2 separate regions of the Homo sapiens genome follow, and region 1 is linked to region 2. The links are chromatin loops, found by intact Hi-C in ENCODE. Cell type or tissue: GM12878. All regions are shown on one strand. Each heading gives the region's core, and the rest is flanking DNA. Links, peaks and the distances in the headings are about the cores only. Region 1 overlaps NRCAM (neuronal cell adhesion molecule). Region 2 overlaps NRCAM (neuronal cell adhesion molecule).

Region 1 (16,640 bases), core at 4,260-12,259, 99 kb after region 2:
ATCAGTTGGCTGTAAGTATTTGGGTTTATCTCTGGGTTCTCTATTCTGTTCCACTGGTCTTTGTGCGTATTTTTATACCAGTATCAAGCTGTTTTGGTGACCATGGCCTTATAGTATAGTTTGAAATCAGGTAGTGTGAGGCCTCCAGATTTGTTCTTTTTGCTTAGTCTTGCTTTGGCTGTGTGGGGTCTTCTTTGGTTCCATATGAATTTTAGAATGTTTTTTTCTAATTCTGTAAAGAATAATGGTGGTATTTTGATGGGGATTGCATTGAATTTGTAGATTGCTTTTGGCAGTATGTCATTTTCACAATATTGATTCTACTCTTCCATGAGCATGGGATGTGTTTTCATTTGTGTCGTCTGTGATTTCTTTTTGTAGTGTTTTGTAGTTTTCCTTGTAGAGGTCTTTTGCCTCCTTGGTTAGGTATATTCCTAAGGATTTTTTTTTTTTTGGCAGCTATTATAAAGGGGGTTGAGTTCTTGATTTGACTCTCTACTTGGTTGCTGTTGGTGTATAGAAGAGCTACTGATTTGTGTACATTAATCTTGTATCTGGAAACTTTGCTGAATTCTTTTATGAGTTCTAGGGCCTTTCTGGAGAAGTCTTTAAGGTTTTCAAGGTAAATGATCATATCATCAGCAAACAGTGACAGTTTGACTTCCTCTTTACGAATTTGGATACCCTTTATTTCTTTCTCTTGTCTGATTGCTCTGGCTAGGACTTCCAGTACTATGTTGAAGAGGAGTGGTAAGAGTGGGCATTCTTGTCTTATTCCATTTCTCAGAGGGAATGCTTTCAACTTTTCCCCACTCAGTATTATGTTGGCTGTGGGTTTGACATAGATGGCTTTTATTACATTGAGGTATGTTCATTACATGCTGATTTTGCTGAAAGTTTTAATAATAAAGGGATGCTGGATTTTATCAGATACTTTTTCTGCATCTATTGAGATGATCGTGCGATTTTTGTTTTTAATTCTGTTTATGTGGTGTATCACATTTATTGACTTGTGTATGTTAAACCATCCCTGCATCCCTAGTATACAACCCACTTGATCATGGTGGATTATCTTTTTGATATGTTGCTGGATTCAGTTACCTAGTATTTTGTTAAGGATTTTAGCATCTATGTTCCTCAGGGATATCAGTCCATAGTTTCTTTTTTTGGTTATGTCCTTTCCTGGTTTTGGTATTAGGGTGATACTGGCTTCATAGAATGAATTGGGGAGGGTTCTCTCTTTCTGGTGGAATAGTGTCAAAAGGATTGGTACCAATTCTTCTTTGAATGTCTGGTAGAATTCTGCTGTGAATCCATGTGGTCATGGACTTTTTTTTGGTAATTTTTTAATTACTATTTTGATCTTGCTGCTTATTATTGGTCTGTTTAAGGTATCTAACTTTTCCTGATTTAAGCTAGGAGGGTTGTATTTTTCCAGGAATTTATCCATCTCTTTTAGGTTTTCTAGTTTATGTGTGTAAGGGTGTTCATAGCAGCCTTGAGTGAGCTTTTGTATTTTGGTGATGTCAGTTGTAATATCTCCCTTTTCATTTCTTGATGAGGTTATTTGGATTTTCTCTCTTCTTTTCTTGGTTAATCTTGCTAATGGTCTATCAATTGTATTTATCTTTTCGAAGAACCAGCTGTTTGTTTCATTTATCTTTTGTATTTTTTGTTGTTTGTTTCAATTTCATTTAGTTCTGCTGTGATCTTATCTCCTTTCTTCTGCTGGGTTTGGGTTTGGTTTGTTCTTGTTTCTCTAGTTCCTTGAGGTGTGACCTTAGAATGTCAGTTTGTGCCCTTTCAGTCTTTTCGATGTAGGCGTTTAGAGCTATGAACTTTCCTCTTAGCACCGCCTCTGCTGTATCCCAGAGGTTTTGATAGGTTGTGTCACTATTGTCGTTCAGTTCGAAGAATTTTTTAATTTCCATCTTGATTTCGTTTTCTACCCAATGATCATTCAGGAGCAGGTTATTTAATTTCCGTGTTTTTGCATGGCTTTGAAGGTTCCTTTTGGAGTTGATTTCCACTTTTATTCCACTGTGGTCTGAGAGAGTGCTTGATATAATTTCAATTTTCTTAAATTTATTGAGGCTCATTTTGTGGCCTATCATATGGTCCATCTTCAAGAAAGTTCCATGTGCTGTTGAATAGAATGTGTATTCTGGGTGGCTAGAAAGATGGCTGAATAGGAGCAGCTCCAATCTGCAGCTCCCAGCAAGATCGATGCAGAAGGTGGGTGATTTCTGCATTCCCAGCTGAGGTACCTGGTTCATCTCATTGGGACTGGTTAGACAGTGGAAGCAGCCCACAGAGGGCGAGCCGAAGCAGGGTGGGGGTGTCACCTCACTCAGGAAGTGCAAGGGGTCGGGGAACTCCCCCCCCCCCCCAGCCAAGGGAAGCCGTGAGGGACTGTGCCATGAGGAACAGGAGGAACAGTGCATTCCGGCCCAGATAGTATGCTTTGCCCATGGTCTTTGCAATCCACAGACCAGGAGATTCCCTGGGGTGCCTACACCACCAGGGCACTGGGTTTCAAGCAAAAAACTGGGCGACCATTTGGGCAGACACCGAGCTAGCTGCAGGAGTTTTTTTTCATACCCCAGTGGTGCCTGGAACGCCAGTGAGACAGAACCATTCACTCCCCTGGAAAGGGAGCTGAAGCCAGGGAGCCAAGTGATCTAGCTCAGCGGATCCCACCCCCATGAAGCCCAGCAAGCTAAGATCCACTGATTTGAAATTCTGGCTGCCAACACTGCAGTCTGAAGTCGACCTGGGATGCTCTAAGTTGGTGGGGTATGGGCATCTGCCATTACTGAGGCTTGGGTAGGTGGTTTTCCCTTCACAGTGTAAACAAACCCACCAGGAAGTTTGAACTGGGCAGAGCCTACCACAGCTCAGCAAAGCCTCTGTACCCAGACTGCCTCTCTAGATTCCTCCTCTCTGGGCAGGGCATCACTGAAAGAAAGGCAGCAGCCCCAGTCAAAGGCTTATAGATCAAAGTCCCATCTCTCTGGGACAGAGCACCTGGGGGAAGGGGCAGCTGTGGGCGCAGCTTCAGCAGATTTAAACATTCCTGCTGCTGGCTCTGAAAAGAGCAGCAGATCTCCCAGCACAGTGCTCGAGCTCTGCTAAGGGAGAGACTGCCTCCTCAAGTGGGTCCCTGACCCCCGTGCCTCCTGACTGGGAGACACCTCCCAGCAGGGGTCGACAGACACCTCATACAGGAGAGCTCCGGCTGACATCTGGCAGGTGCCCTTCTGGGATGAAGCATCCAGAGGAGGGAACAGGCAGCAACCTTTGCTGTTCTGCAGCCTTCGCTGGTGATACCCAAGCAAACAGTGTCTGGAGTGGACCTCCAGCAAACTCCAGCAGACCTGCAGCAGAGGGCCCTGACTGTTAGAACAAAAACTAACAAACAGAAAGAAATAGCATCAGCATCAACAAAAAGGGCGTCCACACAAAAAACCCATATGAAGGGGTCACCAACATCAAAGACCAAAGGTAGATAAATCCACAAAGATGAGGAAAAACCAGTACAAAAGGTCTGAAAGTTCCAAAAACGAGAATGCCTCTTCTCCTCCAAAGGATCACAACTACTCACCAGCAAGGGAACAAAACTGGACAGAAAATGAGTTTGACGAATTGACAGAAGTGGGCTTCAGAAGGTGGGTAATAGTAAACTCCTCTGAGCTAAAGGAGCTTATTCTAACCCAATGCAAGGAAGCTAAGAACCTTGAAAAAAGGTTAGAGGAATTGCTAATTAGAATAACCAGTTTAGAGAAGAACATAAATGACCGGATGGAGCTGAAAAACACAGCACGAGAACTTCGTGACGCATACACAAGTATTGATAGCTGAATCAAACAAGTGGAAGAAAGGATAACAGAGATAGAAGATCAACTTAATGAAATAAAGTGTGAAGACAAGATTAGAGAAAAAAGAATGAAAAAGAATGAATGAAGTCTCCAAGAAATATGGGACTATGTGAAAAGACCAAACCTACGTTTGATTGGTGTACCTGAAAGTGACAGGGAGAATGGAACCAAGTTGGAAAACACTTTTCAGGATATTATCCAGGAGAACTTCCCCAACCTAGCAAGAGAGGCCAACATTCAAATTCAGGAAATACAGAGAACACCACAAAGATACTCCTCAAGAAGAGCAACCCCAAGACAAATAATCATCAGATTCACCAAGGTTGCAATGAAGGAAAAAATGTTAAGGACAACCAGAGAGAAAGGTTGGGTTCTCCACAAAGGAAAGCCCATCAGACTAACAGCGGATCTTTTGGCAGAAACCCTACAAGCCAGAAGAAAGTGGGGGCCAATATTCAACATTCTTAAAGAAAAGAATTTTCAACCCAGAATTTCATATCCAGCCAAACTAAGCTTCGTAAGTAAAGGAGAAATAAAAATCCTTTACAGACAAGCAAATCCTGAGGGGTTTTGTCACCACCAGGCCTGCCTTACAAGATCTCCTGAAGGAAGCACTAAATATGGAAAGGAAAAACCAGAACCAGCCACTGCAAAAACATAACGAATTGTAAACACCATCGACACTATGAAGAAACTGCATCAACTAACGCGCAGAATAACCAGCTAGCATCATAATGACAGGATCAAATTCACACATAACAATATTAACCTTAAATGTAAAGGGCTAAATGCCCAAATTAAAAGACGCAGGCTGGCAAATTGGATAACGAATCAAGACCCATCAGTGTGCTGTATTCAGGAGACCAGCCTCATGTGCAAATACACACATAGGCTCAAAATAAAGGGATGGAGGAATATTTACCAAGCAAATGAAAAGCAAAAAAAAAAAAAAAAGGCAGGGGTTGCAGTTGTAGTCTGATAAAACAGACTTTAAACCAGCAAAGATCAAAAAAGACAAGGGTATTACATAATGGTAAAGGGATCAATGCAACAAGAAGAGCTAACTATCCCAAAAATATATGGAGCCAATACAGAAGCACCCAGATTCATAAAGCAAGTTCTTAGAGACATACAAAGACACTTAGACTCCCACACAAAAATAGTGGGAGATGGCCAGGCGCGGTGGCTCATGCTTGTAATCCCAGCACTTTGGGAGGCTGAGGCGGGTGGATCATGAGGTCAGGAGATCGAGACCATCCTGGCTAACATGGTGAAACCCCATCTGTACTAAAAAAAATACAAAAAATTAGCTAGGCATGGTGGCAGGCACCTGTAGTCCCAGCTACTTGGGAGGCTGAGGCAGGAGAATGGCGTGAACCCAGGATGCGGAGCTTGCAGTGAGCCGAGATCGCACCACTGCACTCCAGCCTGGGTGACAGAGCAAGACTCCATCTCAAAAAAAAAAAAAAAAAATAGTGGGACACTTTAACACCCTGCTGTCAATATTAGACAGATCAGTGAGACAGAAAATTAACAGGGATATTTAGGACTTGAACTCAGCTCTGGACCAAGCAGACCTGATAGACATCTACAGAACTCTCCACCCCAAATCAACAGAATATACATTCTTTCCAGCACCACATCACACTTATTCTAAAATTGACCACATAATTGGAAGTAAAACACTCCTCACCAAATGCAGAAGAACAGAAATCATAACAGTCTGTCAGACCACACTGCAATCAAATTAGAACTCAGGATTGAGAAACTCATTCAAAACCACACAACTACATGGAAACTGATCAACCTGCTCCTGAGTGACTACTGGGTAAATAACGAAATTAAGGCAGAAATAAATAAGTTCTTTGAAACCAATGAGAACAAAGACACAATGTACCAGGATCACAATGTACAGCTAAAGCAGTGTTTAGAGGGAAATTTATACACTAATGTCTACAGGACAAAGTGGGAAAGATCTAAATTTGATACCCTAACATCACAATTAAAAGAACTAGAGAAGCAACCGAAACAAATTCAAAAGCTAGCAGAAAACAAGAAATAACTAAGATCAGAGCAGAACTAAAGGCGATAGAGACATGAAAAACCCTTCAAAAAATCAATAAATCCAGGAGCTGGTTTTTTGAAAAGATTAACAAAATAGACCACTAGCCAGACTAATAAAGAAGAAAGAGAGAAGAGTCAAATAGACACAATAAAAAATGATAAAAGGGATATCACCACTGATCCCACAGAAATACAAACTACCACCATATAGAGTATAGAGAATACTATAAACACCTCTACGCAAATAAACTAGAAAATCTAGAAGAGATGGATAAATTCCTGGACACATTCACCCTCCCAAGACTAAACTAGGAAGAAGTCAAATCCCTGAATAGACCAATAAGAAGTTCTGAAATTGAGGCAGTAATTAATAGCCTACCAACCAAAAAAAGCCCAGGACCAGATGGATTTACAGCCAAATTCTACCAGAGGTACAAAAAGGAGCTGGTACCATTCCTTCTGAAGCTATTCCAAGCAACAGAAAAAGAGGGTATCCTCCCTAACTCATTTTGTGAGGCCAGCATCATCCTGATACCAAAACCTGGCAGAGACACAACGAAAGTAGAAAATTTCAGGCCAATATCCCTGATGAACATTGATGCAAAAATCCTCAATAAAATACTGGCAAACTGAATCCAGCAGCACATCAAAAAGCTTATCCACCACAATCAATTCGGCTTCATCCCTGGGATGCAAGGCTGGTTCAACATATGCAAATCAATAAACATAATCTATCACATAAAGAGAACCAGTGACAAAAACCACATGATCATCTTAATAGATGCAGAAAAGGCCTTCGACAAAATTCAACAGCCCTTCATGCTAAAAACTCTCAGGACTATTAGTAATTGTTTTATAAATTTAGGAGCTCCATTGTTAGGTGTATATATGTTTAGGATTGTGATATTTTCCTGTTCGACAAGGCCTTTTACCATTATATAATGTCCTTCTTTGTCTCTTTTAACTGCTGTTGCTTTAAAGTTTGTTTTGTCTGATACAAAAATAGCTACCCCTGCTTGCTTTTGGTGTCCATTTGCATGAAATAACTTTTTCCACTCCTTTATTTTAAGTTTATGTGAGTCCTTATGTGTTAGGTGAGTCTCCTGAAGGCAGCAGATAGTTGGTGGTGAGTTCTTATCCATTCTGCAGTTCTGTATCTTTTAAGTGGAGCACTCAGGCCATTTACATTCAATGTTAATATTGAGATGTGAGATACCCTTGCATTCATTGTGCTATTTGTTGCCTGTGTACCTTGGGTTTTTTATTTTTTGTTTTTGCTTTTTGAATTATATTTTTGTTTTATAGGTCCTGTGTGATTTATGCTTTAAAGAGGTTCTGTTTTGATGTGTTTCCAGGATTTGTTTTAAGATTTAGAACTCCTTTTAGCAGTTCTTGTAGTGGTGGTTTGGTAATGGCAAATTCTCTCAGCATTTGTTTGTCTGAAAAAGACTGTATCTTTCCTTCAAATATGATGCTTAGTTTCGCTGGATACAAAATTCTTGACTGATAATTGTTTTGTTTGTGGAGGCTGAAGATAGGGCCCCAATCCCTTCTAGCTTGTAGGATTTCTGCTGAGAACTCTGCTGTTAATCTGATAGGTGTTCCTTTATAGGTTACCTCATGCTTTTGTCTCACAGCTCTTTAGATTATTTCCGTCATCTTAACTTTGGATAACCTGATGACAATGTGCCTGGACATCTTTTTGAGATGAGTTTTCCAGGTGTTCTTTGTGCTTCCTGTATTTGAATGTCTAGGTCCCTAGCAAGGCCAGAAAAGTTTTCCTCGATTATTCCTCCAAATGTGTTTTCCAAACTTTTAGATTTCTCTTATTCCTCAGGAACACTGAGTATTCTTAGGTTTGGTCATTTAACATAATCCCAGACTTCTTGGAGGCTTTGTTCATATTTTCCTATTCTTTTCTCTTTGTATTTGTTGGATTGGGTTCATTGAAAGACTTTGTCTTCAAGCTCTTAATTTCTCTCTTCTACTTGTTCAGTTCTATTGCTGAGATTTTTCAGAGCATTTTGCATTTCTATAAGTGTGTCCAATGTTTCCTGAAGTTTTGATTGTTTTTTCTTTATAGTGTCTATTTCCTAGACTATTTCTCCCTTTGCTTCTTGTATTGTTTTTTGGATTTCCTTACATTGGGCTTTGCCTTTCTCTGGTGCCTCTCTGATAAGCTTAATAACTAACCTTCTGAATTCTTTTTCAGGTAAATCAGGGATTTCTTCTTGGTTTGGATCCATTGCTGGTGAGCTAGTGTGATTCTTTGGTGGGTGTTAAAAATCCTTGTTTAGTCATATTACCAGAGTTGGTTTTCTGGTTCCTTCTCATTTGGGTAGATTCTGTCAGAGGGAAGGTCTAGGGCTGAAGTCTGTTGTTCAGATTCTTTTGTCCCATGGGGTTTTCCCTTGATGTAGTACTCTCCCCGTTTTCCTATGGATGTGGCTTCCTATGAGCCAAGCTGCAGTGATTGTTATCTCTCTTCTGGGTCTAGCCACCTGGCAAGTCTACCCATCTCCAGGCTGCTATTGGAGTTTGTTTGCACAGAGTCCTGTGATGTGAACCATCGGCCTCTCCACCATAGATACCAGCACCTGTTCTGGTGGAGGTGGCAGGGGGTTGAAATGGACTCTGTGAGGGTTCTTAGGTTTGGTGGTTTAATGTTCTATTTTTGTGCTGGTTGGCCTCCTGCCAGGTGCTTTCCAGAGAGTATCAGTTCTGGTAGTATGGAGAGGAACTGGTGGTGAGTGGAGCACTAGAACTCCCAAGATTATATGCCCTTTGTCTTCAGCTACCAGAGTTGGTAGAGAAGGCCCCTCAGGTGGGGGTAGGGCTAGGTGTGTCTGAGCTCAGACTCTCTTTGGGTCTTGCTGTGGCTGCTGTGGGGGAGGGGGTGAGGTTCCCAGATCAATGGAGTTGTGTACCTAGGAGGATTAAGGCTGCCTCTGCTGAGTCATGCAAGTTGTCCCTCTGCTGAGTCATGCAGGTTGTTGGGGAAGCGAGGGAAATCCAGCAGTCACAGGCCTCACCCAGCTCCCACGCAAACCAAAAGGCCAGTCTCACTCCCACAGTGCCTACCCTAACAGCCCCAAGTCTGTTTCCAGGCAGTGGGTGAGCGGGGCTTGAGAACTTGCCCCAGACTATCCACCTCCCAGCGGCAAAAGAAAAGGGCTTAGTTCTTCCCCAGCCTATGGAGTCTGCATGCTGGATTCATGCCCTTTCCCGAGTTCTGGCCAGGAGGTTTCTCGTCTGGTTCAAATTGTTATAAAGTTCAGCTGGAGACTTCCTTCTCCCTGTGGCATTTTCCCCACACCTCTGGCTGCCCTCCTGAAGGATCTCTGTGGTGCCAGGCAGGAATGGCCTGCTTGGGGACCCAGCGAGCTCCCAAGGCCTTTCCTGCTGCTTCCTCTACCCCTGTATTTCACTCAGCTCTCTAAATTGACTCAGCTCCAGGTAAAGTCAGAAACTTCTCCCACAAACCAGTTTTTCACTTCTGCAGTTTGGGCACTCACAGTATTTGGGATATCTCCCGGGTCCTGCAGGAGCAGTCCAATTCCTTCAGAGAGTCTGTGAGTCCTTTCAGCAGGTTTGTTCTTGCAGTTATTCTGGAGCTAAAATTCACGATGCAAGCCTCCACATGCTGCTCTGTCCATCCGCATCAGAGCTGCAATGTAGTTCTGCCTCCCATCTGCCATGATGATCCCTTCTGGGCTGAGCTGTTCTTATTCAGAGTCACTTGCATTTCTATTGACAAATATTGTTATCTTCCTGAGGGCCTGGACCATATTTTCTTCATCATCTTCCCAACACACAGCTCAGTGCTTGGTGTATAGTTCAGTACTTAGGAAATTTTTGTGTTGAATGGATTTTTATTTTACCTTCATGAAAACTTTCTAAAGTCATTAGTTCAAGTCAAGCATTATTATCCCTATTAAGGCAACTAAGGAAACTAAGCCTCAAAAAGATCAGAAATCCAGGGACAGGGTTGGAATTCTAAAGATCTTCTAACTCCAAGCCTATATTCTGACTTTTCATCTGTCTCCATATTCCATGACAATAAAAAACACAGTTGGGACCAGGCGCGGTGGCTCACGCCTATAATCCCAGCACTTTGGGAGGCTGAGGCGGGTGGATCACAAGATCAGGAGATCGAGACCATACTGACTAAAACAATGAAACCCCATCTCTACTAAAAATACAAAAAATTAGCTAGGCATGGTGGCGGGCACCTGTAGTCCCAGCTACTCGGGAGGCTGAGGCAGGAGAATGGCGTGAACCTGGGAGGCGGAGCTTGCAGTGAGCTCAGATCGTGCCACTGCACTCCAGCCTGGGTGACAGAGCAAGACTCCATCTCAAAAAAAAAAACAAAACAAAACATTGGGTGACAAATGGTATGAGTAATACCTAAGTTTGATCTATTCTTAATTAGTGTAATAATATTTTTAAATGTCACTAATAATGAAACTAAGGAAAAAAAGCTCTTTCCCTTATTACTTAGTTAACATCATCAGATAGACTGCTGTAAAATAGGAAAATTATTCCATTTGATATGGAAATGTATACAAAGGTTTATGGTCATAGATATGTTTATGAGTTTTTCTCTGTACATGTTTAATCCCAGCTGATGAAAAATTATAATTCAGTATCATTAATATAATAGTAATTCTTTTGATTAACATAGTAGCTTCATGTAAAAATTTCCAAGAGTTCCTTATTAGTCACAACGTTGAAAAAAATAATTAGGCCCCATCAGTAAAGCAACTCATGCTGGCATTCATACTGTATCATTGACATCGAAGTTTATGGTGTGCCATCAATTAGTATAGTTCTGATTATGTGAAAACGTAAAACTGTGAGCATTATTTATAAAAGTGTGGTGCTAATTAAAATATCTATGTATTTCTTATGATTTTTTAATAAAGATTTGTTACAAAGTTGCATGAAAATTCATCCTCAAAAGTAGTCATAGGTGGATTCCTTTTTTGTAACATCATTATTTATTTATCCTATCAGGCCTACCCCAATTATTTACTGGGCAAAGGAAGATGGAATGCTACCCAAAAACAGGACAGTTTATAAGAACTTTGAGAAAACCTTGCAGATCATTCATGTTTCAGAAGCAGACTCTGGAAATTACCAATGTATAGCAAAAAACGCATTAGGAGCCATCCACCATACCATTTCTGTTAGAGTTAAAGGTATATTGTTTAAAATCCATTCTTCTTGCCTTCATGAGAGACCCTGAAACTTTAATTAAATGTGGTTTTCATTACATTTTTAGTAATGGTAAATGTAAAGTTATGTCAACATTCATGGTACCTTGACTCTCTTCTCATTGCTATTGGTAGTGCATCTAAATCAGGTTAAAAATTTACTTGTTCAAATCTTCCTCACAAAAGAATCCCAGTTAATGAATATAGGAATAATGAAGGAAATAGAAAAGTCAATATTAGAATCCCACAGTAATAACTAGAGCCGGCAAGATCAAACAATGAATGCTAAAATTAGTGGGTGAAACTTTAAGGAGAAACAGGATATTTGCATAGCTTCAAAGTGTTTCTATCCCGCAGAAATTAATTACTGGGGAAGTTTTAGCGTGTCCACAAATACTTTATTACTCCTTTCTTTAGAAGATGGAGCTTACTTTCCCTCTTCTTGAGTGTATGCTGGACACTAATGAACAGAGTATGGAATCCAGGGAAATAGTAACTTTGGAGTGGAGAAACCTGGCAGACACTGTCTTAACCAAGTGATGAATGTTAACGTCAATAATAATAAGTCATGTTTGATATCATATATTCCCCCATATGGTACAAGTAGAAGGGTTCATTACCTTTGGGATATTCTCAAAAGCCCAAAACCTCAGGGTAATCATGAGAAAACATCAGACAAACCTAAGCCGTAAGACAGTCTACGAAATAACTGACCAGTACTCTTCAAAAGTGTCAAGGTCACAAAAGACAAGGAAAGACCAAGAAATTGTCAGATTGGAGATGATGACAAGTAAATGCAAAAGACGTTACAAGTAAATACGGTGTCTAGGACAGGATCCTGGGACAGAAACAAGACATTAATGCAAAAACGGAAATCCTAACAGAATGTGTAGTTTAGTTAAGTACCATTGTTAACTTTTCGTTAGGTAACTAGACCATGGTCACATAAGATGTTAACATTAGAGGAAGCTGAGGGAAGGAGGTATGGAAATGCTCTATAATACCTTTGCAACTTTTCAAAAATGATGTTTTTAAGTTGCTTCCTAATTATATATATTCTACAGGGCTCAGAATTTATTTTATTTATTTATTTATTATTTTGAGTTGGAGTCTCGCTCTGTTGCCCAGGCTGGAGTGTAATGGGCTATCTTGGCTCACTGCAACCTCCACCTCCCGGGTTCAAGCAATTCTCCTGCCTCAGCCTCCCAAGTAGGTGGGATTACAGGTGCCCACCACCACACCTGGCTAATTTTTTTTTTTTTTTTTGTATTTTTAATAGCAACAGGGTTTTACCATGTCGGCCAGGCTGGTTTCGAACTCCTGACCTCAAGTGATCCAGCCACTTTGGCTTCCCAAAGTGTTGGGATTACAGGCATGAGCCACCATGCCTGGTCCAGAATTTAAATTTGTGTTTCTTAGCCCTACCTGTACATGTAATTTTCTCTGTATGCTTAGATAAATCTGTCACCTCTTTGATGTCTGATTAATTTTAATATAAAATGAGAAAATGAAATTTGTATCAAACAGGTCTAGAAATAATACATATACGTCAGTGAGTCTCTTTAAACATTCTTTGAAAATCTTAAGTGTTCTTTGAAGCATTGTTTATAAATCTATTCGCTCAAAAAAAATGAGACTAATTTAGTGTGAAGTACTTGCTTGTATTATTAAAATAGTTCAATATGTTCTTTTGCTAAAATGCTTATTTGATTCAGATTTTTGGTCTTTTTTCTTCCTCCTATAAAGCGGCTCCATACTGGATCACAGCCCCTCAAAATCTTGTGCTGTCCCCAGGAGAGGATGGGACCTTGATCTGCAGAGCTAATGGCAACCCCAAACCCAGAATTAGCTGGTTAACAAATGGAGTCCCAATAGAAAGTAAGTTGCCTTGAGTGGTTCTAATTGCAGTATATTTTCAGAGCATATATACATCCCGACAGTGAATAAATGGTGATAAAAAAATAACTCAGGTTAAGGAAGGAAGCCACATGTATGTTAAACACAGGCACCAAATTACCTTTGCATTTTATTACCATTAGATATTTATTATGAATGTGAATAGTTTATGCTGTTAACATAATGGCATGTGATGACTGGTACTTGGCAATATTTCGTCTGCTTTTTACATGGATAATGGGAAGAATGACAGGGTCAGAAATAAATATCACTTCAAAGTTTAGATGATCTTCTTTGTGCAAAACATCAAGTGATTTGTAGAAATGTCACAGGCACTAGAGGAGATAGGTGGGGAGACTCGGCATAGAGCCAATGGATATGACAAGCATAAGAAACCCAGCTGTCTTAATATAAAGAGTTTTCAGTCATAAGTATAGCAAGTATAGCCCAGGTGTTCTCACTGTCTTCCAAGGTCACCGTCCCATTTGATACCCAAAGAAGAACACATCCTCTGACCCTGATCGTATGCAGGATGCTTTACCTTTGACTAGTGCTCCCTCCCTGAGAGCTGCTGCTATCATCCTTGAGCAGCACCTGGGCATCCTGGCTATACTTGTTGCCCCGTTCAGCAGCCTCCCTGCTCCGATGCTCCACTCCTTCCACTTCATTAGCCAATATCTCCAAGCTACCACTATGCTTCCCAGCGTGTGGCTTCAGGCCCTCCCATTAATCTGCTAAATCATAGCAAAGGCCAGCTTTACAAAACTTGGCTAAAGGCTTGGGGAGAGTCAAGGGAATTATAGCAAAGAAAAAATCTTTAAATGGATGTTGCACCTCACTGCTCCTTAATTCCTAAGCCATGGCCATGAACAGAGAACCCACTAGACTCTCCTCTTCCTCTACCCCACCCACCACCAGCTACTGCCGAGAGGAGCATCTTTCAACATTTTCCCCTTCTTGGAGTTCAGACCTCCTCTTAGACACCAAGACAGAGAAAGTCAGTTTCAGCATCAAACCCAGCCTTAGGTTCACTCTCCCAGTCAATAACATGATTACCTGCAAAGGTATTCTTTACTCACAATAAAGATAGCCCTCAGGCTTATGATACAGGACAGATTGGCTTTGACTGCCTCCAAGTCAGAATCCAATATTGGTTCTACATTTACATAACCAAAAGGTCTGCCGAATTGACTTTCCCAAAGTAACACACACACTTCCCCTAAGATGGTTCCAAAAACCTGCTGGCAGATTTAAAGTGGCACAAGTCTCTGTTTCTTACCATCAAGGTCTGACAACTGCAGGGTGACTGAGTCGTTGTAGCCTGCCCCATGAATATTTATTGGAAGTTCACTTGTGTCTCGTAGTACAGTAGCTGTCAGATACTTTGAAACAGGCAGACTGTCTTCACTGTAGAAGGAAGTGTATTCCTGGGAGAAAACAGATGCTAGAGGCCAGCAAATAGGGTTTGGGTATTTCCATTCCCAATTTTAACCAGGATCAGGATCCAGAGAAATGGCAGAGAGTACTTTGTGGTTGTGTTTCAGGAAGCTCTTGCTACTCTCAGGGGAATATGAGTGAAAACTGAGAGGAAAAAGTAGAAGAAAGCCTAGAACTAAAAAAGTTTTATGGTGGCTCATGTGAGCCTGTAATCCCAGCACTTTCAGAGGCTATGGCGGGCGGATTTCTTGAGTACAGGAGTTAGAGACCAGCCTGGGCAACAGGGCAAAATCCTGCTTCTACAAAAAAATCAACAAAAAATTAGCTGGTACAATGTATGATTTTCTCAGGAATGCATACAAAATGGCAATAAATGATGATACATGCTTGATACTTTTGCACCATGTTTTGCAGCTCAGAGTTTTTGTGTCCATTTATGGAAGTTTAAAAGTGTCCCTGAGATCTAGACTCAGTGAAACTGACAAGTGGAAGGAACCATCCATCTAGCCCTTCAGCAGGGAAAATGGGGAAGCTAGGGGATAAACCCTCAAGCTTGGCAGCCAGAGTGCAATACTATGCAAGGAAAATTGAGATGTGGGTGGATGACATAAGCAGGGGAGGATTAAATAATGAAGCTGATTTTTCTTCTTGATTTGCTCAGCTTGTTGTCCTTCCAAACCAGCCATCTTAGTCCATTCCTGCTGCTATAACAAAATGCCTTAGACTGGGTAATTTATAAACAACAGAAATATATTGCTCACAGTTCTGGAGGCTGGAAAGTCCAAGATCAAAGAACCAGCAGATTTCATGTCTGGTGATGGCCTGTTCCTCACAGATGCTGCTATGTGTCCTCACATGGTAGAAGGAGCATACGGGCTCCCTCAAGACCTTTAGAACAGCACCAATCTCATTCATGAGGGGGAAACCCTCATTTCCTGATCACCTCCCAGAGACCCCACCTCTTAACCTTGGAGTTAGGTTTCAACATGAATTTTGGAGGGACACAAATATTCAGACCATAGTACCAGAGTATGCAGTGCCTCTGAGGGAACCTTGTAAATCCAGTCATCTTAACAGCTTTGAAAATACACTCATAACATAATAACACTCCCCTTTTAAATTACATTTTTGTGGGGAGAATCAACCATAAAAGGCCTGCTTTGGGGGTACAGAGTAGTAATAGCAGAAAGAGTAGTTCCTCTTGTAACCCTAAATTGTCTGAGTAGGTAGAGAAGAAAGAGTTAGGACTAAATGTCTCAAATCAGATCAGCTCATCTCTTCCATCCCAAAAGTCTTCTTTAAGGCCCCCTGAGACAGAAAAAAGGAGACTGAGAAGACAAGGCTGGAATTCCATAGCTCCTATAGATCCAGGGTCGCTCACCCTCTGGTGTGCCTCAGAGCAGTCACTCTAGTGGACGTGCAGGGAGAGGAATACCACATGGTGTGGCAGCAAAGCAAGGAGCCCGGCACCACCAGGCCGCTCCGTGGTGCTGGTAGCAGGTGCTGCATGTTTATACCAAGGTACTGTGAAGCTTCCCTGGAAGGGGTCTTTCTCGACATCTGGTGGCCAAGCTGAAAGTGGATTACCATTTGGACATCTCATAACTAAAAGATGATGAGCCAGCGGGGCCTCTGCACAGCTTTCTGCACGATGACCCTGCAAAGGTACAGCTGTGCCCTGCCCCTGGCCTTCTGCAGCTGGCCCATCTGCAGCTTCTGCTGAGTGGCCACATGGGTGGATGCTAAGTCTTCAACAGCTAAGTTCAAAGTGAACCCTGCATGCCCCCACTGTGTGTTGATCTCCCCTGATCCAAAATAATGAGAGAATGAGGGGGGTGCAGAAACTATCCAAAACATTAATAGACATTTAAGGAGCCCTGTGCCGCTCTCTTTTTCATCCCCTTCTTGGTAATTGTCCCATGAATTTAGAGGCCCCTGAAGGGAATTGCCTTTGAGGGTTAGGGACCATCCTGGAAACGGAGCACCAGTGCTTGCTTCCCATCTGGAGTTTGCTGACTTGTGCACCCCACATCTAGCACGGCTGGGAGACGGGGGAAGGATGACAGGGAGATGCAGAGAGGTGAAGGTAGGAACTGAGGGCACAGTCTGCCACCATGTGTGACAGGGCTGAATTAGCACAATGAAGACT
Region 2 (16,640 bases), core at 4,070-12,069:
GTTGAATAAATTAATGTTTTCCTAACTTTTCAAGGACACAGAAAGTATTAATGGAGGAATTTAGGGTATAAGTTGAATTTTTTTCCTACAAATATCATGTCTATTAACTTACAGAGTTGGAAGGAAGTTTATAGCCATGTTTTCCTTTTTTATTGTGGTAAAATATATATAGCACAAAATTTGAGATTTTGACAGTTTTTAAGTGTACAGGTCAGTAGCATTAAGTACATTTATATTGTTGTGTGACCATTATCATATCCATCTTAGAAAATGTTTTCATCATCCCAGATTGAACCTCAATACCCATTAAACAATGACTCTTCATGTAGTTGTAGATTTATAGAACATTTTTTATTTGCCTTAGAATCTTTCTTCCCACTTGACATAGAAGTCTGATTTGTAAAATATATAAACATGAACTGCTTTTGCTTCCTGAATAGGGTTGGATGCCTCGACTTCATTTGTTTCATTCTATAACTTGGTGGGTGGCAACCTCATCTGGAGGCTGTTCCAGGGCTAGGATGGCTAGGGGAGACCGGGATTCCCAGGGCCACGCTGAAGTACGTCTGCTCACCCGTGAATGAAACCTCCTTTTCTCTATTCAGAACCAGGGGTCATCTTTGTTTTCTCCTTCTTATCACCACCTTCTCCACACACACATGTGCACTCATACACACACAGACTCATGGTCACTTTCCTGAGACTCTGAGCTGCTCAAGGATTGGAATCCTTTGTTACTTACCTAGATTCCAAGTGCTCTTCTGTGTTTGTCAACAGTGTGTTTTCCACCCTGTGGAACGTTCCTGATATTACTTTGAGAAAGGGAATCTAACAGCCTCACAATGTTGTGTATTTCATTGTTTAACCATCATTATCCTAGAGACATTATTTCACCATGTTGATTATTGTGTAGCCTGGGACCACATGCACCAGAACCCCCTGGGTCTGCCTATTAGAAAAGTGAATTTCTGGCCAGGTGCGGGGGCTCACACCTGTAATCCCAACACTTTGGGAGGCTGAAGTGGGCACATCACAAGGTCAGGAGATCGAGACCATCCTGGCTAACACAGTGAAACCCCATCTCTACTAAAAATGCAAAAAATTAGCCGGGCATGGTGGCCGGTGCCTATAGTCCCAGCTACTCGGGAGGCTGAGGCAGGAGAATGGCATGAACCCGGGAGGCAGAGCTTGCGGTGAGCCAAGATCCCACCACTCCACTCCAGTCTGGGCGACAGAGTGAGACTCCGTCTCAAAAAAAAAAAAAAAAAAAAAAAAGGAAAAGTGAATTTCCAGGTCCCTCCTAAATCTGCAGAATCAGATTCTCACAAAAACTCTATTTTCAATCTTCCCCCTTTCCTTTTCCTTTTCCTTTCCTTTCCTTTCTTTCTTTCTTTTTTTTTTTTTCTGGGACTGAGTCTCCCTCTGTCACCCAGGCTAGAGTGCAATGGCGCCATCTCAACTCACTGCAACCTCTGCCTCCTGGGTTCAAGTGATTCTCCTGCCTCAGCCTCCCTAGGAGCTGGGATTACAGGTGCCCGCCACCACGTCCAACTAATTTTTGTTTTGTAGTAGAGACGGGCTTTCACCATGTTGGCCAGGCTGGTCTTGAACTCCTGACCTCAAGTGATGCACCTGCCTCAACCTCCCAAAGTGCTAGGATTACAGGCGTGAGCCACCATACCCAGCCTCAGTCTTCCCCATTTTCTTAGATACGGTATTAGTTTATAGCCATCACACAGAGCCTTCTGTATTTGTTTTATGTTCAGTGAACTTGAAAAATAGTTTCTCACTATCTGCCATATAAAATTTTTGGAACCTTCATATATTCATTGACAGTTTAACTAGACTCCTTTAAGCTTTTTCTTCCCTAGGTGAAGTAAACACTATTACTTTAGCTGTTTCTACTAAGGAGTTATTTAATACCCTCTAATCAATTTTGCTCTACTGCTCTGAATACACTTATATTTTAAAATTAAATCTTCTTCCTAGATTATAGACATAGAAAAAGGACCAGTGAGAACAATATTTCATTTAAAGTTTCTATTATGTTCACAGTGTGCCAACTCTATTAGATAGGGCAGAGCTAGCTATTCTAACAAACCCCCAAACTAGAAACATCACACAATTAGAGTTCCCTCTCAGCTCATGTAACAGTTCACTGTTAGTGATGCAGACCATGAATTTGGAGGGAAGGATCTCTACTCTTCACCCAAGCTGACAAAGGCCATGCTGTGCAACTTTTCAGGTTACACTGGCATTGACATACAGCCAGAAATGGAGAGATAGGAGGCGTGGAAAAGACACATTTTCTTTTTAAACATCTGAACAAAGAAGTGACACATATTAGCTCTCTTACACCTTGCAGTCACACCTAGACACAAGGAGAACTGGAAATACAGACCCTGGACAGGAACTTCTTCTCCACAGCCATGTCTGTCTTACATGACAGAGAGAGGGCATGACTCTTTGTTAGACAGCTAGCCATGACTGCACACTGAACTTCTAGGTTTCTTTTTTTTTTTTTTTGAGATGGAGTCTTGCTCCATTGCCCAGGCTGGAGTGCAGTGGTGTGATCTTGGCTCACTGCAAGCTCTGCCTCCTGGGTTCACACCATTGATTGTTCTGCCTCAACCTCCTGAGTAGCTGGGACTACAGATGCCTGCCACTACACCCAGCTAATTTTTTTGTATTTTTTTTTTCTTTAGTAGAGACAGGGTTTCACCGTGTTAGACAGGATGGTCTTGATCTCCTGACTTCGTGATCTGCCTGCTTCGGCCTCCCAAAGTGCTGGGATTACAGGCGTGAGCCACCGTGCCCGGCCTGAACTTTTAGGTTTCTATTTGTACTTTTATGAAACCATGAAGTATACCAAGCACGAATGTCTCAGTCTGTTTTGTGCAACAGAGTACTATAGACTAGGTAATTTATAAGGAAAATAAATGTATTTGGCTCATGGTTCTGGAGGCAGAGAAGTCCAAGTTCAAGAGGCCTGCATCTGGTGAGGGCCTTCTTGCTGCATCATCCCGTAGCAGAAAACAGAAGGATGAGAGAGGGCAAGATAGAGTGTACATGAAAGCAAGAGGAAGAGGGGAACAGAAGTCACTTTTATGACAAATCCACTCTTGTGAGAACAAACCTACTCCCACAATATTGACGTGAATCCATGCATGAGGGCAAAGCCCCTCATGACCTAATCACCTCTTAAAGATCCCACCTCTGAACATTGTTGTATTTGTGATTAAGTTTCCCACATATGAACTTTGTGAAGCACATTCAAACCATAGCAACTGTGTACCATGGAAGGCTACATTTATGTATATGACAACATGATTTCCAGCATGCTGACAGTAAGGTGGTATATATCCAACATGTCCTCTATCAATGTAATTTGCTCACTATTGGATGTTTGCATCAGTCTACAAGGTAGCAAATGATAGTGTCACTTGAGGCAGTCAGATGCTTCTGTGAGTGATCAGTCTTCAGTCTTCAAGGACCAATGTGTTAATTTCTCTGAAAGGTAAAGCATGATCCACATTGGTTCACCTGCAAGTTTCTTGCTCGAATGGATCCCTTCTTGCTCCCACCCTAACTTCCACAAGATGTATAACATGGGGTCAGTCCCAAGTCCCAACAAGTTTAGTCTTGCAGGAGTAGGCTGAACTTGGTGCTAAACTTGGGGCCAGAAGTTAGGGGCCTGTGTTCCCAGGACCCCAGCCAGCTAGGTTGTGGTAGAGGGAGGGCCCTCTGGGTGCCATCTGATGGAGCTGTAGTTGGAGAACATGCTTTATCTCAGACCATACTGTCTGTTTTTTGGAATGTATTTTGTTTCATAGGCTGCTGTAATGGGAGAACTGGGTTTCAAGATGATTTTGGCTTCTGGCCTTGTCAAGCTGAATTAGCGGCTGGATGACAGGCATACCCTAGAGAAACCAAAGATAAATGCCAGTTTTAACAAGGTGGTTTTTTTATCCTTTTTTCTCCAGTTAAGTATGAATGGAACCCAAATTCAGTCCAAGGATCATGTCAAAGGCAGGAAATTAAGAAAAAAAAAGAGTTTGGGCTTAGTATGATTTTACTACTAGTCAAATTTCTGTTAAGACCAAAGATTAAATATAAATTTATAATTTACTGTCATTTTATAGTGATAAAAGGCAGAACAGTTTTGCATGTTGCACAAATACATACTTGTGCAGATATATAAATATATTCTTGCGTATAAAGTTTTCATAATTGATGTTCTGAAAACTATTTCTCATCTGTATTTATTTTGAAGAGTGTAGACAGAATTGACTGGGTTGTTGGGGGGGTGGGGGCAATCAAAGGCTTGATATCTTAATGTAATCTAACCTTTACTGTATTGTTAAGGAGGCCAGTTTTTAGAAATCAGCCTCACAAGAATCAAAGAGTAAACATCTCTAATATCTTTAGAGTTGAACTAAAAAGTATAAGCCAAATGAGATTTTGCAAGTTTTTGCCTGCTGATACTTTTTACCTAATACTGCTTGTAATAGCAGATTTTCAGTTGCATTGAATGTTATGAATTCTCATTTTAAAACCAAACAACTCTTTCTCTGCCAAAAAAGTCCAGCAAAAAAATGTGTCCCAATCCATAGCAATTTACTCTGAAACAGGAAGTTTATTATTTTATTTTTCCATAAGTGGCTAAGGCAAGTATTCACTTTTCAGAATTATTTGAATTTTTAGTGTTATATGCTATTGAATTACTATTATTGTAATTGATTTGTTATGTGTACTGTGGGCTTTGGGTTTCTTACATTTTTCGCGTGGATGTTATCTGTCTTTTCTGAAGGCTACTTTAAAAATACATCAAATCTTATCTTGACCTTTTGACTTAGGACTGATTTTATTTAATAGGGTAAGTTGATTGCATTTTGGTTAAAAAATTAAATTGTTACTTGGTTATTGGAAAAATAGTCCTTAGCAATGATGTATTACCCTATTCTCTTGACCTAAATGTGTTTTGGGGTAATGAAAGGCCATTGACACATTTGTCAAAACAAGAGTAATGAATGTAACAAAAAGTCATTTCCTAGAAATGTTGGGCATAATTGCTGACATGGTAATACAATTAATACAGTCTTTTGGTGGTCTTTGCAAACCCTTCAGGGTTTACATCACCACAAGGTGGTTAAAAATGTAGCAGTGCCCTATCAATAATATATATAAGCAAGGATGAAATAGTTTTTTCCACGTGATGCCATGGAACCATGTTATGCAAAATTACATATCTGTGCTTTTTAGAGCGTTTTGCCCTGAACTGGATTATGCTGAGAACTATTAAAACTTAGGAATCCATCAGCATGTGGACTGAGATCCCTCATGGTAGGAAGCATGAAGTATTTATATTTTATTTTTTTCTTGTTTAGATTTATCCAGTGAATTGGCGGATATGTATTAAGTGCTCAATATAAGTTTGCTGAATTGAGTTGTTATTGTAGATATATCTTAAAATTCTTATAGATGCTCTCCTACACAACTCTAGGGTTTTTTTTAAAAAGTGAAAACAATATTACTATAAAATTGGTTCCAATTCTAAGGAAAAATCACAAACCTCCACAATATTAATATTTTGTCCTGATAAAATATCATTGCTTCACATGCAATGAAAATCTATTAAGGGTGGTTTTATATGTAATTAACATTTTTTGCAACTTAATGCAGGGAATATTTTATAACACATACATAAGCAAAACCAGCTGAGATTATTAAGCATCTTTTATTAACGGAATAATTTTGTGTTTCATAGTTGTCCTAATATTTGAGTGCAGTCCAGAGTTCCTGAATTGACACTTGTTTCTCTTCTCTGAAGGGTTTTTCAGAGGTTGATAGTACGACTTCTGTTTCCAGAAATCCAAAGTTCAAAAAGACACAAATCCTCCCTTAGAAACCTTGGGTGTCACTGAATTGGTTGTTTAAAAAATGAAACTTAATGTGCTCAGCTGTGATTGTTCTACTCGCCATCCTTCCTCTCTTTCTCTGGCTAATTCTCAGCTGGACTATTTGCAAAGGAAACATTGAGGCTGACGAGAGGAGAGTTGGAGACTGCAGAACTTGGGAGCTGTCCACTGCTCTGCCTTTGTCACAGCCCAGGTGGAACTCACTCCTCAAATCTTGGTTGTTCCCAGCTTCTTTTTATGACCCTTGTTGAAAACCTGGGGCCTTTCAAACATAACCTAAAAAATTTCTATGCTACCAAATAAAAAAATTTAAATAATAATAATAATAAGCCCATAGCAAAGTATTTTATCCACACTGTATAGATACATTACAAAAACACCTTTATTCCTCTAAACTGAAAAGAGGAATCAGACGTGATTCTCTAGGCTGGAATCCTTTAATGGGATGTCCACCAGAGTTCTGGTCACTTCTCTGCTGTCACTTTTGATTGAAGCCAGCAGAGATATGTTTTGGCAAATCTAGTCATGATTTGTCTTCCTTGCAGGGCTCTCTCTTTAATTGTGTTTCCCATAAGAGAGCCAGTTGGAGTTAATATATTGACACTCTGCTGTGATTGATGACAATCAATGTCGTGTTAACGTTTCTCCCATTTTTTAACCCACAGAGCAATGCTAAGAAGACGTTTGGTTTAAAGAATTAAAAGGAAGAACAACTTAAGAGCTTCTTCAAAGGTAAGAGTTTGTCTTCTCAAAACATTTGAATTCGTAGTTAAAGATGAGAATTATAATATTAAATAATGTGATTATGTAATATTATTGCCATATTTAATACTTTTCAATCCAGAGAGTATGATAAAAGACAGAGAGTAGAAACATAGATGCAAAAACATTAATCATACCAATGTCAAAGAAGATAGATCAAATACATAGGGAAGTAAACCAGCCCTCATGTCCTTTCATAGTAATAAGATTTTTGTTTAAGTAAATCATGAATCATAAAGCCCAGAAAATAGAGAGCAGAGGCAAAGCACTGCTAGTAAAAATGTTTATAAAGGGACTAAAGATTAAAAATTATAGGGAATCATTTACAAGAAAATAATTTTCTTTTTGATTCAATAATATATCAAAAGTCTCCTGAGGGTATACCATCCATTAGTGATTTTTCTTGTCTCACAATGGAGTCCAAAGAATAAAAATATCTCCTTTGAAAGTTTAAATGTTACTTTGAAATGTGATTTCTGCTTTGTAAATTCCTTCCCCATTTCTTATTTCCTACCCCGCTGTCCGCCCCATTCTTATTTATGCCATTCAGCATTATCAGCTCTAGAATGGACCCTGTTAGGCCTATGATGCCTTCTGAAAGGCCATCTATTATAGTACTGAACTTGATGAAAAAATAATCTTACTTGGAGATCTGGAACACAGTTCAGAGAACTGTATCTCAACCAATAATAGCTTTTTTAAGGAATTATGAGAGCACGATTGTTCAGACATTCAGTTCTTTACCTTGTTGATTTCATTTAACAAATAAACTCATGGATTTTAGTTAAGGAAAGAAGATTGTATACAAGATTTTGAGATAGTAAAATCCTTTGAGCATGTTGTCTCTTGTTACTGAGAATTCTTAGGCTGATCCATTGAGATGTCCTTTTGTAATTGAAAGGAAATGATTCATGCCTCAGCTGAATTTGCTTCCATTGTGTTGTATTGAAACTGACTTCATATGACTAGTTCTTACAGTGTTTCAAAATACCATCAGAAATCCCCAAATTAGTAGACTGGAAACTAAGAATGTTGCTTTGTAAATCAAATAGCACAAATTTTGTTCTGCTTGAACAGTCCCTGAAAAGTGAAAATTAGCAGAGACTAGCAAAATTGATGTTAGGTAATTATGACCAACACCAAAATAGCCTTAATTTTGTACAAATGGCTCTTTTAAGAGAAAGCTCCCTTTGTTGAAGCAAAATGACCTATTTTATATAGTTTTTATGTACCCCTCTCCTCTACAAGTGTCCTTGTTTCATAAAGAACACCTGCAAGGTAAAGCAATGTGATAGTAAGTACCATCCATTCTGACAGGGACATATACCAAATTACAGTTGTTAGAAACTAGGAGTTACTAGTAATGGTATTAAGTATGGTGGCTTACCAGTACAATACTAGTATCAGCAGTAAGGTATGGAAAATTCTTTCGTAGATAATATATTGTCTGATATCTATAAGGTAGTAAGACACTGAGGGCGGGAGTTTATTTGTAAAAATGGTGTTTTCTGGTGAGCAGGGAAAACAGCGGCCACTGTGAGGAAGTACATGGTGCCCTTTTAAGGTGGAAACGCTTGGCTCAACAGCAGGTGCTCTCCCACTTCCTAGCCCACTCTCAGGTAGTTCTAAGGGAGTTTTTCTGGCTGGATGCATTATTTTTTCTTTCTTCCATCGTGTGAAGGGTACTCGATTGAAAATCTCTGTCTTCTAGAGCAACAAGTGAAAAGGCTCGATTCTTCTTTTCTCAATACACACTTCTTGTTGGTCTTTCTGGCTAGCCTTTTGTTAATTGGCTCAAGAGAGCTTTTAGTTGTCAGGTCCTATGAGAGCCACTAAAATGTCTCATTTTTTGGTTTCGTGAATGGTTGAATCTTGTCAAAACTAAATACTGAGTCTTCCCAATTTGTTTCCCTGGCCTCACAAAGACTGACTGAAACTTCCCAAAATTCTAAAGCACACTTATACTCAGAATGTCCCTAGGCTATTCAAGTATTTGGCCTCTGACATTAGAATAAATAAGTTTTTTTCGTAGCTACTTAGAGTTTTCAGTAGTTTTTCCCACATTCACTGGCATGCTGTGATGTTCAGAAAAATGCATGCAGCCAGAATTGTGGACTGTGGTTTGCAAACTCTCAGGCCCATCCCACATCCTTCTGTTTGGGAAGTGCCCTCTGTCTGCCCTTATCCAGTGTCACACATAAAAACTGCTCACGTTTGCCATTAACCCTAATGTGTACATTCTCTCCCTGGGAAATCTGTCTTCTACCTGCATTGAAAACCTTGAGCTAAAATGCAAGGCTGCTAGTGGTGGCATTTTGATAATCAACCAGAGTGAGGAGAGAGGATACCTCTGAAATCACTTCGTAAAATGAGTTTTCTGCTGGCCACATTCGTGTAAGTTTGGTCCTAGTAGTAACCATAAGGAGTCTGAGGAAGAAGAATGCCCAGGCTGCACCTTAAAGCATGTTCCCATTTGGCAGCAAGCTGTGTATGAAGAATAACCTGACAAGGTGCTGGAGTCATTTACTGACTGTTTTTGTGGATGACTTGAAATTTGTTCTTTCCCTTGGACTTTACAATACCGAGTTGTTAAAGTTATATGTACATCTTAGGAGAAGGGTAGTTACATCCTGAATAGATAATAGTAAAACTGGTAAGAGTAAAAAGACTTTTATCTTATAATTAAGTTGATTTGTAAAAGTGAACCTGTATTTTATTACAAAATCCTAATAGTTATACAATTTTAATGCTATTTATTTATTTAATTTATTTCTTTCTTGAGATGGAGTCTCACTTGTCACCCAGGTTGCAGTGCAATGGCGCGATCTCTGCTCACTGCAAACTCCACCTCCCGGGTTCAAGTGATTCTCATCCCTCAGCCTCCTGAGTAGCTACAATTACAGATGCATACCAACATGCCTGGCTACTTTTTGCATTTTTAATAGAGACAGGGTTTCACCATGTTGGCCAGGCTGGTCTTGAGCTCCTGGCCTCAAGTGATCTGCCTGCCTTGGCCTCACAAAGTACTGGAATTACAGGCATGAGCCACCATGCCTGGCCAATTTTTAATACAATTTAACAGTAAAGACAGCTATCAAAATTTTGTCCTACAGGATCATTTTAAGGCTGAGTTTAGTTGATACCAGTCAAATCAAGAAGACCCAGCACCCACAGAAAGAATACTTGCCCCATGAAGCTGAAGATTAAAAGCTCATGAATAAAGCAGTTACTCTGGGATGCCTAGAACTTATAAAAACCAAGACAGGGATCTAACTCCAAGTAAAAAATATTTACCTCTTTATTGTTTTATACCAGTAAAGTTTGATTCAATATGTAGTCATCTGGAAAACTAGAACAATCTTTTCTTATACAAATTAACTTCCTCCCTCTTCATTGTGACATAGCATGAAGGCAAGGCACAGATTTCAACTAAGTGACATCTCTTGAAACATTAGCATACTTGGACAGTCCCTCTATTGTGATCGTGATGAACTTTTTCACAGAATGACTACTTACCACTGAAATGCAGCATTCCTGGAAGCTGAATGACAATGCAGTGAAGAACATTCTGTTCTTTCAACCCAGGCGACTGCTCAGCTTTCCATTTCCACATGAAGTCTGAGCAGTGCTCTCTGTCCTGGGGTCAGATGGAAGCATATTAAATTCAATGTGCAACATTTCTGTAGGGAGGCTAAATTATACATTTCCTGATATTTATCTCTGAGTTTTATTCACATCCGTGATTGAGATGCCTTTATTGATTAGGCATCTCATTTCTGCCTCTTGCATCCTGTCCTCATTATTCTTATGGGACACAGCCATTTTTCTCTGGACATCTCACCTTATCCCCCTTCTCACCACTCCCACCACTCTGGGCTGCTCAGTTTGATAGCTGTTTCTGAAGGCTCAGAAAGAGCAGTTGAAATGTGTTTGAAGAAAGACATCAGCATTTTCTCTTGGGAGATAGCTGGGTAAGGATAATGCCATAGTGAGACAATGATGAAAACAGTGGCATTATGTTTTTGTGGCAGCAATAATTGGTGCTAGTAGTCAGTAGAAGGAATCCTGCAACTTTTATGTGTTCCCCCCTCTCCTCCCATTGTAGCCTAGTGGGGAGAAATATCTGGTTTGAAACTGGAAATAAAAAACTGCCTGAGTCACTCCAGTACATGAAATGTAGAGCACTTAGCATTTATACACCAAAGGGCTAATGCGTGACCTTTGCAAATAGCTTCTTGCATATACTTACTGGATTTGATTTCTTTTCCTTGCTGTACTTTTGGCTTGTAGTTCTTAACTGTTTTCTGGGATTATTAGAATCAGAACTCGTGATGAAATAAGTCTAGATTCGTGACCCATAGACTTTAATTTTGAGGTTCACCAAAATGACCAGAACAGTGCCACCAAAAGGCAGGGGCACTGCCCTGTGGCTCTTGTTCCCAGCAAGTACAACCTCTATTAAAATAATTCTCACCCTGAGAGGAAGCTTATTCCAAATGAAAGTTATAAATGGCATCCCTTATTCATTGAGTTAGGATCTTTGTATTCAGCATTCTTATCACCAGAATCATCATTTATTGAACTTTAATTGTGCAACATAACCTAATGGGTGAGATACTCCAAGTATGGACAATTGGAAGTGAGACACAGCAGGAATACTGGAAGGCCTCAGGTGTTCAGGTCCACATGGTACTCTATACAAAGGTAGACATGTGTGCCTAGGTTCTGCGGGTATTTTATCATGTCTCTTCCTTCCAGCATCTGGCCATTTCATCCCTGGCTGCTTTTGGAGGGAGTCGAATCCTGACAGGAGGGTTATCTAGGGAACTACCCAGGAGGAAAATGAAACCCAGTGTGGAGCAGGAGGCCAGGACCAGGCCCCTGCTGGTAATGCAGTATGTTGCTGTCACAACTGACTGCATACACAAATAGATGCTTGGGTTTTTTTTTTTTTGCTTTGCTTTGTTTTCTTTTATTTTGCCTTTCATGACAGCATTCATTTTGTAAGGCAAAGAAAAAAATCTCTTGGATGGATTCAAGTTTTCATATCTGCAGAAGGCATTTCTACAGCTATTGTCAAACTTAGCTGGTCTGTAAAGATTCTTTGTTTCTGGTTGACTGTTGCAGAAAGCAAGTTCATAAACTACCACGAATACAGGAGAGAATGATTTCTATTGAAAGAGTCGAGTAGGATATGGTGCATGGAGCCAGTCCTGAAAAGGGTTTTGTTTCTTGTAGCATGGTGGAAATTCACATTCACATTGCTGCTCTGTGCTCTTTAGCATGCTACAGTGAAACAATGGGCATGCCAGCCGTTATAGCAGTGTTGATTAATGCATTCCTTGAATGTGTTGATTAATGTGTTCCTGGGATGCCTCCTTAAGCCGCCACTGCACCTGAGGTGTGTTGGATATGCCTTCTCCCCGGCTGCTGCTTCGCTCACATGAGCCCTTTTACACATGGGTCTTTTGTGTGTATATTTCACACCATTGCCTTTATGAATAAAATACAGATCTAGCAGACTTTTTACAGACATATTATCATCTGACAGAAGTGTCTACATTATAATCTAGTTGGGACTCTATAAACTATGATGTTCATAGGAGGAATGCTCTTCTAATAAACACAAATGCTTGGTGGCATGGCTTAGTGGCATCTCTCTGTCCTGTGCATAATCCCACCCAGGGATTTATTTTTATTCTTTTCAAAAGTTTTGTAAAGAAATAAAACTGAAAATACTTATGGAGTACAGTTTGCACTTGAATAATATGGGAAGAGATGTGTAAATGGATTGCCCATTAGACACTTGGTACACTTGGAGTCTCACTTGGAAACCCACTCCTTTCAGGCCAGACAGGGTAATTCTGTTTCCACTCTGCTTCATTCCAGGTTGTGACTTCTCCTGCTGTATTCTGAATTCTCATTAAATAACATGTTTGTTTCGTAGCATGTTTCCAGAAAGACTTACCTTGATGTGGTTCTACCTAACTAATGGTTTGAAAAAGATAAGTGGGAGGTTTTTGTAATTTGTAACTTGTAATTTGAGACATAAGACTTCTACTACTACTTTAAAAACTTTCTAACCTTTTAATTCTCAGCAAGAAGACCAAAAGGATTAGAAAGCCATGTTTTAAAATGATGTGAGAAGGTTCAGCCATAGAAGAAATGGCCCAGTGGTGCTGGGGTGATGGCATTGCCTGCTGTGCCTTGAGGCTCACACTATAGTATTTTAACAGAGGAAACCATCCGTGCTATTCAGAAAAATTACCTTTAACATTGGTAAAAGCAAAGCAAACAAATTCATCTTGAATAAGAGGGAATTTTTATATAATAAAAAATTATCGTATGAAGCCATTATATAAAGAAGTGGTAAAGTCTACAATATTTATTGCTCTTAAATCTTGGCATGAAATTAATGGTGAAGGATGGCATTTTGATATTTTTAAGAATAAGACTTCAATGAGGATTCTTTATTCTTTTAACACATATTAGTGACAAGACTATTCAAAGGTCTGCTTTGAGGTTCACAGAATACATAACTTCTGTTATTTCAGTAATAATAATTAACCCCAAAATTCACTATTATTTTAAATGGTTGTTTATATCTGTCTCACAGAGAGTATTTGTGGAAAATGGAAAATATTGAATTATTTCTTTTGCATTTGCATACATAAACTTCTCTTTTGGAACTTGCGGTACACAGAATATGTGTTTAAATCATTTTAATACATGTTAGATTTGGAAGCTATATTTGGAAACACTAATCTTATTTGAAATGTATTAGTTTTCAGATAACTTTTAATTATACGATCTATTTAAAAGCAAAATGCACCAAAAAGGTATCTAAGAGGGAGTATACATGTATAATTAGATATGCATTTTCTTGGTTTGCCTTGAATTCTGCAAGAATTGAAGGGGTAAACAAAGAGAAGCAGTGAGCACAATTAATCTGGTTTTCTGCAAAGCTTTTGATACTGTACTGAATAAAGCTGCTGACAGAAGCTGTTAGCTTGGGGAAGGAAAGGCCATAGGAGGAACAGGTTATGAAAGGAGAGAATGGAAGGCAGAGGACAGTCCAACACGGAGAAGAAGCACAGGGGAAATGGCTTCTGCACATTTCTATTTATTTACTTTTGTCAAAAAGCACAGAGAAGATGCAGTTAATGTAGTTTCCTAAATGGCTTCGTTCCCTGGGGCAAAAAACAAAAAACAAAAAAACAAAAAACTGAGAAGGATCTTGACAAATATGACTAGACAAAAGTACCATATTTAAATGATTCAAATGACCTGGAAAATATATCTACGTTCCAAGTGTCCTATAAAATATTTCTTTATTATGTAACATTTCTCTCTTACTGAGAATCCAACTATAGATATTCTTTAATGCAAAAACAGTCTTCAAATCGATTTGATTTGCCAAATAATAAGTTATTTGACTGGGATATATTTTTAAAGGTATCTGAAAAACTTTCTTGCCATAGAGGAGTAGGAAAAATAAATATATTCTACCCAAACCAGAAGTCATCCCTAAGGAAAACATACCCTAAATTTTCCCCTGGGTCTTCTCATTGATGGTTGTTGATAACCCAGACAGGTTTATGGTAGATTGATAGACATTTTTATTTTCCTGAAAACAGACCTTTAGATGCTAAGATTTTTCTTCTGTAGATCAATCTCCAAGTTCAGCAAGGAGGTAGATTTCAAATACCTACATTATAATAGACTTCTTGATTCTGTCCAAATTATTTTCTTTTTTGTAATGTAGCTGCCTTGATCCAGTAAGTGAGCCAATATCTAGGGTATGGAAAGACCCTTGTTACAAAGAGTACATAATGGAAAGCCTTTCTTTTATAAAACAGATTTCCCTCAGTTATGAGTCAAATGTGGTTCCCCATAAGAAGCATGTTCAGTAATCATTGAATGAGTGCTGGGAACATTGTTTATAGTTGAACCTAGAACCTCAACATTTTATTGATAATAAATCACAGTTTATTCTGAAGTCATTTGGGTCTCATTGGTACAAATAAGATACTAATTTATGGAATCTACATGTAATGCCTGTCTGGTGGCCATCTTTATTAATAAACATTATCTATTGCTTGTTATAAATAGGGAACTGAGAGAGGTGATAAAATGCAAAAAGAGCCAGATACAGCTCTTGCTCTTCAGGGAATCACACTCATTCAGATGTATATGTATAAATTGACTGTTCATATACACACATATGTACATCAAAAAAAAAAAAGCATGGAATAGCATTATTGATGGTTAAATGTGTTGTAGAGGCCAAAAGTGCTCTAGGAGTTCAAAAGAGTGGTGACCAGTAGGTACTGGGAGACTAACCAAGGTTTATGACTGGTTTGGACTTTAACTGATCATTAAGGAAGAATTATTCTAAAAGTAGTTTAGAAAAATTAAAAAGAGTAGAAATTACAGTGGGGAAAATCACAATGTCTTGAGTGGGGAGGGAGATAAGCATGGTATTTGAATAGTAAAAGAGAAAACAAGTAAACCTGTTTAAAGCAGCAAGTAGACCTAAGAAATGATTGAAAGTAATTTTGGAGAGGTGTTCACTTCTTCCCTCCTTTCTTCATGAATGAATGATCATTTATACATTCATTCATAAGTGAGCTACTGTGCTTCAGATATTCCTAAACAGTAGCAAGTAAGCTGTACATGGAGTGTATACAGCACAGTAATTGCAATGTGGTGTAATTAGTACAAAAATATGAAAATATACATATATATTATGTATCTGTATTGTGTACATATACATGTAAAGGTGTAATAGTGATATAAAGGTAAATGTAGCAACTCTGCATGGTGGCATCAGGAAAATCCTTGAGAAAGAACATGAAACATGGGTGGACATCCCCCAGGCAGACATGGAGAAGGACATTCCAGGCTCTGGGAGAGCCGAGGCCAACTAGATCCTACATGAAGCCATGTAGTAGATACACTCCAAGTGCCTTGGTATATGATTGAAGGTGGAGAAGTTGGAGGTGCTGTGAAGACAGGTTGGAGAGGTCATCTGTGGCCAGGAATTTGGGATAGATTATGGGATTCCATTTACAGATTTTGAGTACAGGAGTCACGTGGTCAGAGCTGAGTTCAGAACAGACACCCCAGCAGCTATATGTAGAATAGATTGGAGTACTGGTGAAATCAGAAGCTGGAAACCAGTAGGAGGCTAGAGATGATAAGAAGCAATAGAGCTTGGGCCACTGTCCTAGCAGAGGGGCTGAAGAGGAGACGGTACACAGTATATTTGCCAACTGAGAATGAAGAATGAGGAAGAGCAAGGCCTGATCTCTGCCATTAGAGACTGGACAGATGGTGGTGATACTGACCAGAGTAGAAAATGTACCTGAACAGCCAGCCACAGTGGCTCATGCCTGTAATCCTAGCACTTTGGGAGGCCGAGGTGGGTGCATCACTTGAGGTCAGGAGTTCAAGACCAGCCTGGCCAACATGGTGAAACCCCATCTCTACTAAAAATATAAAAATTACCTGGGCGTGGTGGCACGTGTCTGTAATCCCAGCTACTCAGGAGGCTGAGGCACGAGAATTGCTTGAACCCAGGAGGCAGAGGTTGCAGTGAGCCAAGATGGAGCCACTGCACTCCAACCTGGGCTGCAGAGCAATACTCTGTCTCAAAAACTAAAATAAAATAAAAAATAAAATGCAGCAGAAGGGCTGCTTTTAAGAGGAAGACAGGACTGTGATGAATCTGTTGTTTAAAATATGTCTAATTGTGAATATACTATACTGAGTTTGAATTATATTCAGTTATGAACTCATTAAGTTCTTGAGTGAGAAGTGATATATGCCCAGTGTTGTTTTGAGAAGGCTAATTTGGCATCTATATTTTAGGAAAGTTTGGTGAAAGGACATAGAAGATGAGAAAAGCAGTTAGGAAATTATTGCTTTGCTAGATATATTTGTACTGAGATCCCAAAA

The links. Hi-C counts contacts between places; a loop is a spot of excess contacts. Peaks named below come from ENCODE experiments on the same cell type or tissue, not always from the same donor. Only the 100,000 strongest peaks of a DNase experiment are listed, where the experiment ranks them.
Region 1: a loop joins it to region 2, with 5 times the contacts of the local background. A loop is called at or near these places in 2 of 110 quality-filtered maps.

Annotation. Positions count from the first base shown.
Region 1 is chr7:108,203,924-108,220,563 of GRCh38, reverse strand. It overlaps NRCAM (neuronal cell adhesion molecule), which reads left to right. Exons shown (of 33, transcript NM_001037132.4): 12 at 10,959-11,143; 13 at 12,905-13,036. Among named protein-coding and RNA genes, the nearest start is that of LAMB4, 82 kb to the right of the region's middle. RefSeq lists enhancers at 8,528-8,737, 8,858-9,057, 8,429-9,123, 8,264-9,463 and a silencer at 9,969-10,126. In GM12878, for the core only: no CTCF peak of the experiment used is centred there; DNase peaks (open chromatin) are centred at 8,663 and 8,903; H3K27ac peaks cover 2,208 bases.
Region 2 is chr7:108,302,675-108,319,314 of GRCh38, reverse strand. NRCAM (neuronal cell adhesion molecule) reads left to right here. Exons shown (of 33, transcript NM_001037132.4): 3 at 6,584-6,650. Among named protein-coding and RNA genes, the nearest start is that of NRCAM, 150 kb to the left of the region's middle. RefSeq lists a silencer at 10,076-10,370. In GM12878, for the core only: no CTCF peak of the experiment used is centred there; a DNase peak (open chromatin) is centred at 7,684; H3K4me3 peaks cover 359 bases.